Regions from separate parts of the Mus musculus genome. Here region 1 is linked to region 2. Evidence: chromatin contacts called from ENCODE Hi-C data. All regions are on one chromosome and are shown on one strand. Each heading gives the region's core, a stretch centred on a gene start or an enhancer-like site at or near the end of the contact. The rest is flanking DNA. Distances are from core to core; before and after follow the strand shown.

Evidence for each region. A loop is a pair of places that touch in the nucleus more often than their neighbours do.
Region 1: a loop to region 2 is called in a map of gastrocnemius, with 6 times the contacts of the local background. The contact joins the enhancer-like site here to the promoter of Tnik in region 2. A Hi-C loop is called at or near these places in 3 of 37 maps with a recorded cell type or tissue (gastrocnemius and regulatory T cell).

The regions. Positions count from the first base shown.
Region 1 is chr3:28,483,603-28,488,131 of GRCm38, reverse strand. All of the region lies in intron 2 of Tnik (TRAF2 and NCK interacting kinase), which reads right to left. Among named protein-coding and RNA genes, the nearest start is that of Mir466q, 66 kb to the right of the region's middle. Within about 2 kb of position 2,256, at least 1 of the 3 ENCODE cell types and tissues checked has a DNase peak (open chromatin) inside an H3K27ac peak, as active enhancers do.
Region 2 is chr3:28,261,321-28,266,190 of GRCm38, reverse strand. It overlaps Tnik (TRAF2 and NCK interacting kinase), which reads right to left and starts at 2,977. Exons shown (of 33, transcript NM_026910.1): 1 at 2,492-2,977. The coding sequence starts at 2,548.

The sequences.
Region 1 (4,529 bases), core at 1,007-3,506, 220 kb before region 2:
AGACAGTGCTGAGTTTCAGAAGGAAAGCTGTCCACCCCCAGAGTGGCTCAGTCCTCCCCAGGTGTCAGTAGCAGCAGCAGCAGCAGCAGCAGCAGCAGCAGCAGCAGCAGCAGCAGCAGCAGCAGCAGCAGCAGCAGGAGGGAGAACAGCCCTGTACACTCAGAGTTGTCAGACAGCAACAGGCCTAAAGTGTTCCCAACTCAGAAGCACAAACGGGGAACCATTTGACTCCCTTGAGGCTGCTGCTGAATACAGCCTCTCCCACAGTGTCCTCAAACCTCCAGAAGTTTTCATTAAAACAAAGGAAATGTCAGTCGGGAAAGCGCCGGAATATAATTAGGGCCCACCAAATCTAAAGTAATTCAGAGGGGAAAAAAATAGACAGTAATGAAAGGGATGCTCTCTGGTCCTTACTGAATCTCTGCTGTGCGGCTGACACAAAAATCAATTTCAACAGGCTTTAGCTGAATCTGAGCAGGAACCAGGGCGACAGATGAAATTTAGTGAGCAATTTACTGGAGTCATAATGATTCCTGAGCAAGGGGGAAAGGGCTGTAGCGAGGGCTCTCACTCAGACGTCTCCTCTGTGAGAGCACATGTGCATCACTATATCCCCCCATTCTATGGGGGACGGACTTTAAAGTAGTATGTTTTAATCCTAATAAATGCCTGCACATTACACTGTACCTCTACCTCGGATACTTTAAAATGGTGGTTTCCAGCAAGGCAATTTTGCCCCCTGGGGACATGTGACAGGGTCTAGACTTCTGATTGCTATGACTATCTGTCAGTGCTGGCATCTTGTGAGTAGGGGCAAGGTATGCTGCTAAGCATGCCATATTTAAAAGAGATTCTCCTTTGTCTGACACACTATTTTGAGCTCCCAAATGTCAGGGGAACCAAAGGGTGAATCTGGTCCTTAGAGTTTGACATTCAGTAGATGCCCAGTGCACAGCGAAGTGTGTGCAGAACCACCAGTTACAAAGATGCCCAGATGAGGCCTTAGCTGGGGATCTCATGGGTGATGGGCATGGAAAGGGCAGACAGGTGGCATTGTTCTGTCTTTGCTTAGTAGCACCTCACAAATGATTTTAAACCATGTTTTACTGTTTGTATTACAATTTTCATACCAGTTTTTAGCATATGTTGAGTACATTCCCTGTGCTCTCCCTTTTCTTGGCTCTCCTTACTCCCATCAAAACTCTCATGATGATCTTCACTAAAATAGAAAAATAAAGACATTCATATTGAAGAACAAAAGAGCCTACATTGCCTAAGCAGCCGGTCCTGAGCAGAAAGCATAACACATTATCACCATTCCTGACTTCAATTATACTACAGAGTTACAGTACCAAAAGCAGCATGGCACGGGGAAAAGTCAGACACGGAGAGCAATGGGCTAGAAGACACTACTTTTTGAAGTGAGGTCAGTGCTTCTCAACCAAACCATGATGTGGCCTCCGGGACCATTCTTCTGACTTCCGTGTGTAATTGGTCACTTAACAAGATCTTCATTGTCTCTATTAAAACATGGATAATGTAGTGTGAGGACCAAAGAGGCTTGGAGTGCTTGGAAACAGTGGGAAAATTGATGCTTAGGTATTAATTTTGGAAAGTGTTCCTTTGTGCTGGCTAGTTTCATGTCAACTTGACACAAGCTGGAGTCATCTGGGTAGAGGGCATATCAACTAAGGAAATGCCCCAGCTTTGCCTACAGGTAAGTTTGTGGGCAACTTTCATGATTGATGTGGGAAGGCCCAGCACACTATGTGTGGTGCCAACCCTTGCTGCCTCCCATGTCACTAGCACAGGCCATATGAACTACATGCTTTCTGAGCATGGACCTTCATACCATTCTGTGCATTAGGAGAACAAAGGCAAAAACAGACAAACAAACAAAAAAGGTACTGTAAAAGTTTCTGTTATGAATTAAAGGCATTCTTTCAGAGTGAGGGACCATACCAATCTGACAGCAGGCATGCTGTCCTTGGGGAGTAAGTCAGTGGGAACAAGGACTTAAGTGCCTCATTGGTGTGTGTTCCCTAGAAGACAGTAATTCTGGAAATAGGTTCGCCTGCAATCTTGGGGCAAGGAACATAAGTGAAATATGAGGCCGCCGAGAAAGAGCAAGAGTCCTTTTTAGTAAGTAAGGCATGCCCAAGCTCTAGGCCAGCCTGAATGGCCAGACGGCTGACGAGGTAGTGAGTGTACTGACGGACAGCTAAATTTAGCTGCAATATGACTCCCCTGCTAGGAAGCTTCCTTTCCAGAAGGGTGAGGTTTCCCTGACTCCAGTGAAATTCTTCTTTTGACCACACTTTCATCCTACAGTTCGCTGACAAATCAGGGATGGTGAGAACTTGGTGAGAGCATGCTGCTAACTCTCTGACCACCCTTTCTTCTCACACAGACCAGGAGACAGACACAGTTCTGTAGTGAAGCCTTGCAGGTCACACAAGGCAGAACAATAGTTAAGAGGAAGGGACTGAGGGATAGGAGGTGTTCAGGGGTGATCTGGGAGGGTCTAGAGTAACTTTTGTTTAGAGGCCCTTTATCCATAAAACAGATAGAATTAGGTTAGTAGTTTGCAATAGAGATCAAATTAATACATAGAGAGACAGTTGGTGGTGTGCCTGGGTAAGTGACAGGGATATCCCAGCTCTTTTGGGGCTTGATGGGAACTATTTATAACCTCTGTCCTGCTGTCCCCATCTTTACCACAGGGCGAACCTGGTTCCCTCATCCTCCTCGAATGTGCCAGAGTGCCTTTATGTCTCTTCCTTCTGCTATGCCTGCTTGACGCTGCCTTTATGTCTACATCCTGGGCTCCAGTGACTAAGAGTCTTCCCCTAGAAAACCCCCCCCCACCCCCAATTCTTACCAATATTTTCCCTCATCTTAGGGGCACCTTGTGCAGTATACATTATACTTCACTTATTACCTATATAAGGCATTTTTCATTCTCTAATGGATTTCTCTAGATTTTGATCATTACTACATCTTCAATAGCCCATTCGTGCCTGCAGTATGGCCACTTAATCCCCCACGTGCTGTGGGAATGAGTTCTCTGGAAACAAACATCTCTCTCTCTCTCTCTCTCGCTCTCTCTCTGTCTCTGTCTCTCTGTCTCTCTGTCTCTGTCTCTCTGTCTCTGTCTGTCTCTGTCTCTCTCTCTGTCTCTGTCTCTCTGTCTCTGTCTCTCTGTCTCTCTTTGTCTGTCTCTGTCTCTGTCTCTCTCTCTGTCTCTGTCTCTGTCTCTCTGTCTCTCTCTCTCTCTCTCACACACACACACACACACACACACACACTACAGAATCTCCTTTTAAAGGCACAGCAATGGAAATAAAAGAAGCAATGTCATCTGAGGCTTTCAAAGGAGGAACCCTTTCAGGTTGACTTTGCATCAAAGTAACAGAGCAGGAAAGCACTGCCTTCCTCTTTATTCTCTTCACACCTCTGAAGCTTAAAGAACAGAATAAAGGCTTCATAATTAACATATATTTCATATATTTGCTATCCAGGATGATTCGTTTCTGTAAATATATAATTATTTCATTTAAATATTAGCAACATGGATATTGAAAAGATATGGACGACTGAAAAGTTAAAAAGCAGAGAAGCAAAGGTGGCCACACCCCCAAATTACATTCCTCCTGGCAGCCGCTGACATTTCAGCCTTACAGATAGCAATTAGGGATGAGACTGCTTTTAGAACCAGAGAGAACATTTGACAACCTTTCCCTTTCTTTCATTTTCCCTAAATGAAATGCGAGAGATAGTTCATCTCCAGTCAAACATGAGTGACCATCGCCCTGGAGAACAGATTCAGGTTTCCTGTAGTCATGGATCCTAAGGTGGAAGTATGCCCATCAGCTTTGTGTGGTCAGAAAAAAACGATAAAAAGTCATAAATCCATGCACTTGAAAATACAGTGGGAGGCAGGTTACAGAGAGCTGGGAAAACTGCTGGAGGCGGCCCTTCCTTGACACAATGTGAAAAGATGGAGCTAGCAAGTGCTTAAGCCATAGTCAGGAAGGTCACCCACATGGAACCACGAGGAGCCCTTTCCTCCATCCCCCAGCCCTCACCCCTGCTGGCAATCCCAATGCTGGAGAGGAGAAGAGACAGAAGATCACAGCAGGCTGGCCACCAGCCCAGCAGAGTGGGTGAGTTCCAGGTTCCAGTGAGGGACTCTGTCTCAAAACATCAAGGTGGGCAGCTCCTAAGGTGAGGCTTGTGGCCTCTACACATGTGCACACACATCAAAGCACCTAACACACAAGCACGCATTCACACGTTCATACATAGTAGAAAAGAAAACCAATGCTTATTTAAGTAACAGAACTGTACTGGTTTTTAAGTATCATTCCTAATCTGCCCAAACAACAACAACAAAACCTGTATTAGATGCCACGAACTTAATAGAAATTTAATGCTAATAATAATTAATAATAATGTACCACCCATTGATAGACATTCAACACCTACACTTATAAATACTATAAAATACTTAGCAACTGACGCACGAT
Region 2 (4,870 bases), core at 1,728-4,227:
GAAGGAGAAAGGCCTCTCTAGACAGGATCTGCTTTTAAACCACCAAGCCCAGGGCTTACAAAGAGCATTGATTGTATACATTAAAGAGCCACAGGGATGTCGAGGGGCTGACAGGGCTGCACCACTGACCTTGCCTGCAATTCAGGGTCAGGGTTTCCTCAGAAGGACTTCTCTGCAAGCTTAGGAACCAACCTCTCCAAATCTGGGAAGGCAGCCACCATCTACGCTTCCATTTGTGGGCATCACCTACTGGCCCTCGGAGACAAACGGACCTGCACACCTAGCCTACCACAAGACTGCCTGACGCTCCCAGGCCTGCTGAGTACAACTGTCTGCCCATCTGCATGTAAGTCTTCCAGCCAATAGCTCCCCCAGACACTGGGAGTAGCTGTTATCCTAGCTCTTTGCACACACCAGTGCAGGCAGAGAATTCATTGGGCTTCTTGGGTGACAAAGAGCAATCTCAGTAAATCATACAAAGATATCTGTTCCACATACACATAGCAGAGCCCGGGAGTTTCCTCAAGTATGCATCAAGGTGCTCTGTGCTTGGTATCTCAGAAAACCTTGCCCACAGGAGCTAGTCCCCTCCTCCCAGCCCCCCAACTTAAAAATCATATCAGGGAGAAGGATGCTAAGATTCCTGCTCAGCTATATCACAAGGCTGCCTCATTGTTCAGGCCTCCACCTCTTAGCCACTCCTCCTTCTCCAAGTCTGGTCCACCTGATTAACTCACACCATAGCAACTCCCAGACAGAAGTAGAGCACACACCATGGGTGAAGAGGAAGCCGCGCTTGTTTAAAGCACCCACTCTGCTCCCAACCCCCACACTTAGCTACTCACTGGTTCTGAATGTGGCCTTTGGGCACCAGAAAAACAGACAGCTTACTGTAATCATGCATGAATGAGCTTCTGCTGCCCCACTAGCACAACAGGCCGTTTCATAGGGCAGTCAGTCCTCAACCTTCGAGTTGTCTCTCTGAATTGTCACCTCTCTCTCTCTACCAAAAGATATGGGAAGGGGCAAGGATTCAAGGAGAGGGAAGAAAAGAGACTCGTGGAGCCTGAAGAAAAAGTATCACCTCCATCAGACAGGTATCTAGCCCCTTAAAATATTTGTAGAGAAATGTAAGGGCAGGAAGGCTTTAGTAGACACAGGTAAACGGCCTCAAGATTCTAGCATCAATCTAACAATGTGTTCCGGAGAACCACTGAACTTCCACCCCTACTGGCGGTGGGTGACATGAGATGAGACACCATCTCTTAGGTCTCACCTACCCTCCAGGCATCAAGCATATGCATTTGCTGTTTATTTTATTTTTAGTTCGGGAGAGGAAGAAACTAGTGGAACTGAGATTGGTGTCCAATCTTTCTCAGATGCCTGCTGCTGCCAAGGCCACCACCCCTCCTCACCCCCTTCCTGGCAGGCAGCATCTAATTAAAATGGCAAGAGCGCTCGGCCCCCTTCCCCGAAGGAGTGTGCTGGGATTAGAGGTGGGGGTGGGGAAGCGTCGAGGCTGCAATGGGATTCCTGGCAGTCTGATTTTCAAACAACAGCAAAATGGATTCTAGATCACTAAAGTCTTATTCAATACAATGGAACGACGTCTGAGGTGTTTCATTAGGTAAAGGCAAAGCGGCCGGGCTCGGGGAAGGGAATATGTTTTACAAAGGACTGTTCACAGACCTGGGACACACACACACACACACACACACACACACACACACACACACACACACACACACACAGGCACACAGGCACACAGGCACACACGCACACACAATCTCTCCAGGGAGTTCCGGTGTGGTGAGGAGAAGCGGTTAAGCTTCTCTTTCACCTGCTGAAGTTCAGCCATAAAACTGAAAGGTCACAGTCACCGAGGGAAGGAATAGGCAGGGCTGAGTTCAAACCACAGATAAAGGTGAGTGCACACTGGCATATAGGGAAGAGCTGAGCCGGAGCCCCAGCACCGGAGACAGAAGCCGGGAAGGGAGTCAGTTAGCACCTACAAGACCAGCCCAGAGCAGCAATTACTGCTCCATTGGAGCAGCAGGGTCCGCTGGTAGAGACAGCTAGCTCACGATGGCATCTTGCAGGTAGCTGGCAAACGTGAAGGGCCAGTGCCTTTCTTCTCCAAGAGAATCTTTTGCAGCAAGGAGCAGTCGGGTCTCGCGCCTTGGCACGAGACGGTTGCCCGGGTACACACACACACACACACACACACACACACACACACACACACACACACACCAGCCTTTCATGTAATGCTCTTACACCGATCGAAGATGAAACTGACAAGCTCTACCAGCTTCCTTGCGGAACCTCGGGAACAGCCTAGGAGCACAAGGGGAGCCCAGCCCCTGCTGTAGGGGTAGGGGCTCAGCCTAGAACCCCTCGGCTGCCCCGGAATTAGAACAGAAAGGCAGGGAACGTTCCCTCTTTCAGCCCTAGACCATTGGAAAAAAAGGAAAAAACACGTTCTGCTCACCCTCAGGGCGGAGAGATCGATTTCATCCAGGCTGCGAGCTGGGGAGTCGCTCGCCATGTCGACTCTTCGCGGGAGAAATGGACCAAAACCACCCCGAAGCGTCTTCCTTGGCAATTCCACCCCGGTCTATTTCGCTCGCGTCCTCATGCGGCTGTCCGCCAGAGAGGCCCGGGGCCCAGCCTCCCCCGCCCACCCGGGCCCCAGCAAGAGTCCGATCCCGATCTTCCGAGAGCGTCGATCCGCGGGATCCCGGAGCCCGACCTGCGCGGATCTCCAAGCCCGGAGCCGCGGTGCGTGTGGGCTGCGCGCCCTGATCGGCTAAGGGCGCTGGGGCTGCGTGGGTGTATTTAAATGGGACATGCTTCTTTGCTTGTGCGTGGATGGCGGCTGCATTGGCTGTTATAATGAGACATATCAACTCCTCCACTCAGCTGGGAGGTGGGGGTGGAGAACCACACAGAACTGTCTATCACCGCTTCCTGGGAGGAGTGGGGGGGGGGGGAGAGGCGTGGTCTCCGACTGGGGAGAGGCCGCGCTTCCTGACCGGGTCCCTCCGCCACTAGCCAGGGTGGGGGAGGGGTACGCACCCTTTCCGCCCCAGCTTTTGAGGGTTAATAGTGCTGAATCTAAACAGCCGTTTTTGAGCCTCTCTGTGCAGGAGCCTGAATGCTGAATATATATTTTTAATGTGTCCAATTTGTGCAGTGCACCAAAATGGCTCTTCGATCGTATCTTGGGGTTTCTTGACTGCGTTCAGATACTCTAATGGTGAAAAGGGTGGTGGGGAGAGGCAGCGGGAAAAGGCAGCAGCGTCCTCCCTCCCCCATTAATTATTTGTGGGGCTGGAGTAAAGGCGGGCCGGTGCAACCGGTGCATATAAGGACTTGTGCGCAGGGAAGGGGATCCGCCTCCCCGCGCAGAGCGAGTTGGGGAGAAGCTCACACGCGCCGAGCCGGCAGCCTGGCTTTGGTGCTGAGCAGTGGCCACAGGGTCACGGTCATTCGCGGCCACTGGGTTGCAGGAAGGCAGGCCCGAATCGTCTGTGGTTCTCTAGGCTGAGTAGGTTTGCTAGAAGCTGGAAATCCGAGAGATGTGAGCTCTGTCTGGATATCGCCACACCCAAGACCTGCGCGTGCCGCAATTCCCCACGGAAATGACCGAATTGAAAAGAGAAGCTTGCTCCCTGGGTGCAGTAGCTCGAAGGATTCAGGTGACTCCAAGGCCGACATTAATTGGGCAACATAGTACCTAACCCAGTGTTTCCTCCTTTGTAGCTTTTCCGCGGTGACCTACCTGGATTCATGGAGAAAGTTTGGCTCTAGGATAGTGAGCCCTGACCCGCGAGCTATTTGACTTCGCTCGCTTTTTCACTCAAGAGCTGGGTGTTTGCAGTGGTAACCCGTCATTCTTTATCAAAAGTGTAAAGTCACTTCCCCAACCCTCTCGCATCCTTGCCTGTCTCCTAGTTTGGCCACGCAAAATACGTCGGAAGAAAACATTTATAGTGAACTCTTCCCACTGGCTTCAACTCATCAATAGTTCTGAGTGTTCCTCTAGCATCTACTGAGATAAAAAGCTAAACATACTGGGGGGGGTTGATTTTTATTTGACTTTTTGTTTTGTTTTCTTTTGGGGGGAGTAGAGGTTCTTTTTGATTTATCTTATTGGTTGTTTGATTTGGTATGGTTATGAGACAGATCTTAAGTACTTAAAGGAAGTCTTCCCTTCACTGTGCAGCTGGGGATGGCCTTGAACTCCTCATTGTCCTGCAAATGACCCCCCCCCCCCCGCCCACCCAAGTACTCAGATTACACATGGACACCAACACTTGGGCTGTTGCCACTTCTTTTTAAAGTCATGAAGAATAAACTAATTATGAGCTTCAGAACAAGTTGAAAGAATGAATGAACGGACCAACACTAATGAAATTAGTGTTAGCTGGACTGTTTAGTCTTGGACTCATTGGGGTGGGTCATGTGCTCTCTAAACCATACCATGAAACTAGAATGCTGTTCCGAACCCACAAGCCTCCACGAAGGGACCAAGTAGAAGCCATCTTTTCCCTCCACCACACTTTTCCTTGTGTGTCATCATCATCTTCTCCTTCTCCTTCTTCTTCCCTTCTTCTTCTTCTTCTTCTTCTTCTTCTTCTTCTTCTTCTTCTTCTTCTTCTTCTTCTTCTTCTTCTTCTTCTTCTTCTTCTTCTTCCTCTCCTCCTCCTCCTCCTCCACCTCCTCCTCCTCCTCCTCCTTCTTATCTCACCCTTTCTCTAGACAACAGGTTAACATGTCTCAAGATGAAGCAAAATAATTTCAGATTAGGGTATTGAGATTCATACGCAGGGCTCCTTTAAAAGCTTCAGACTTGAAAATAGGAGAT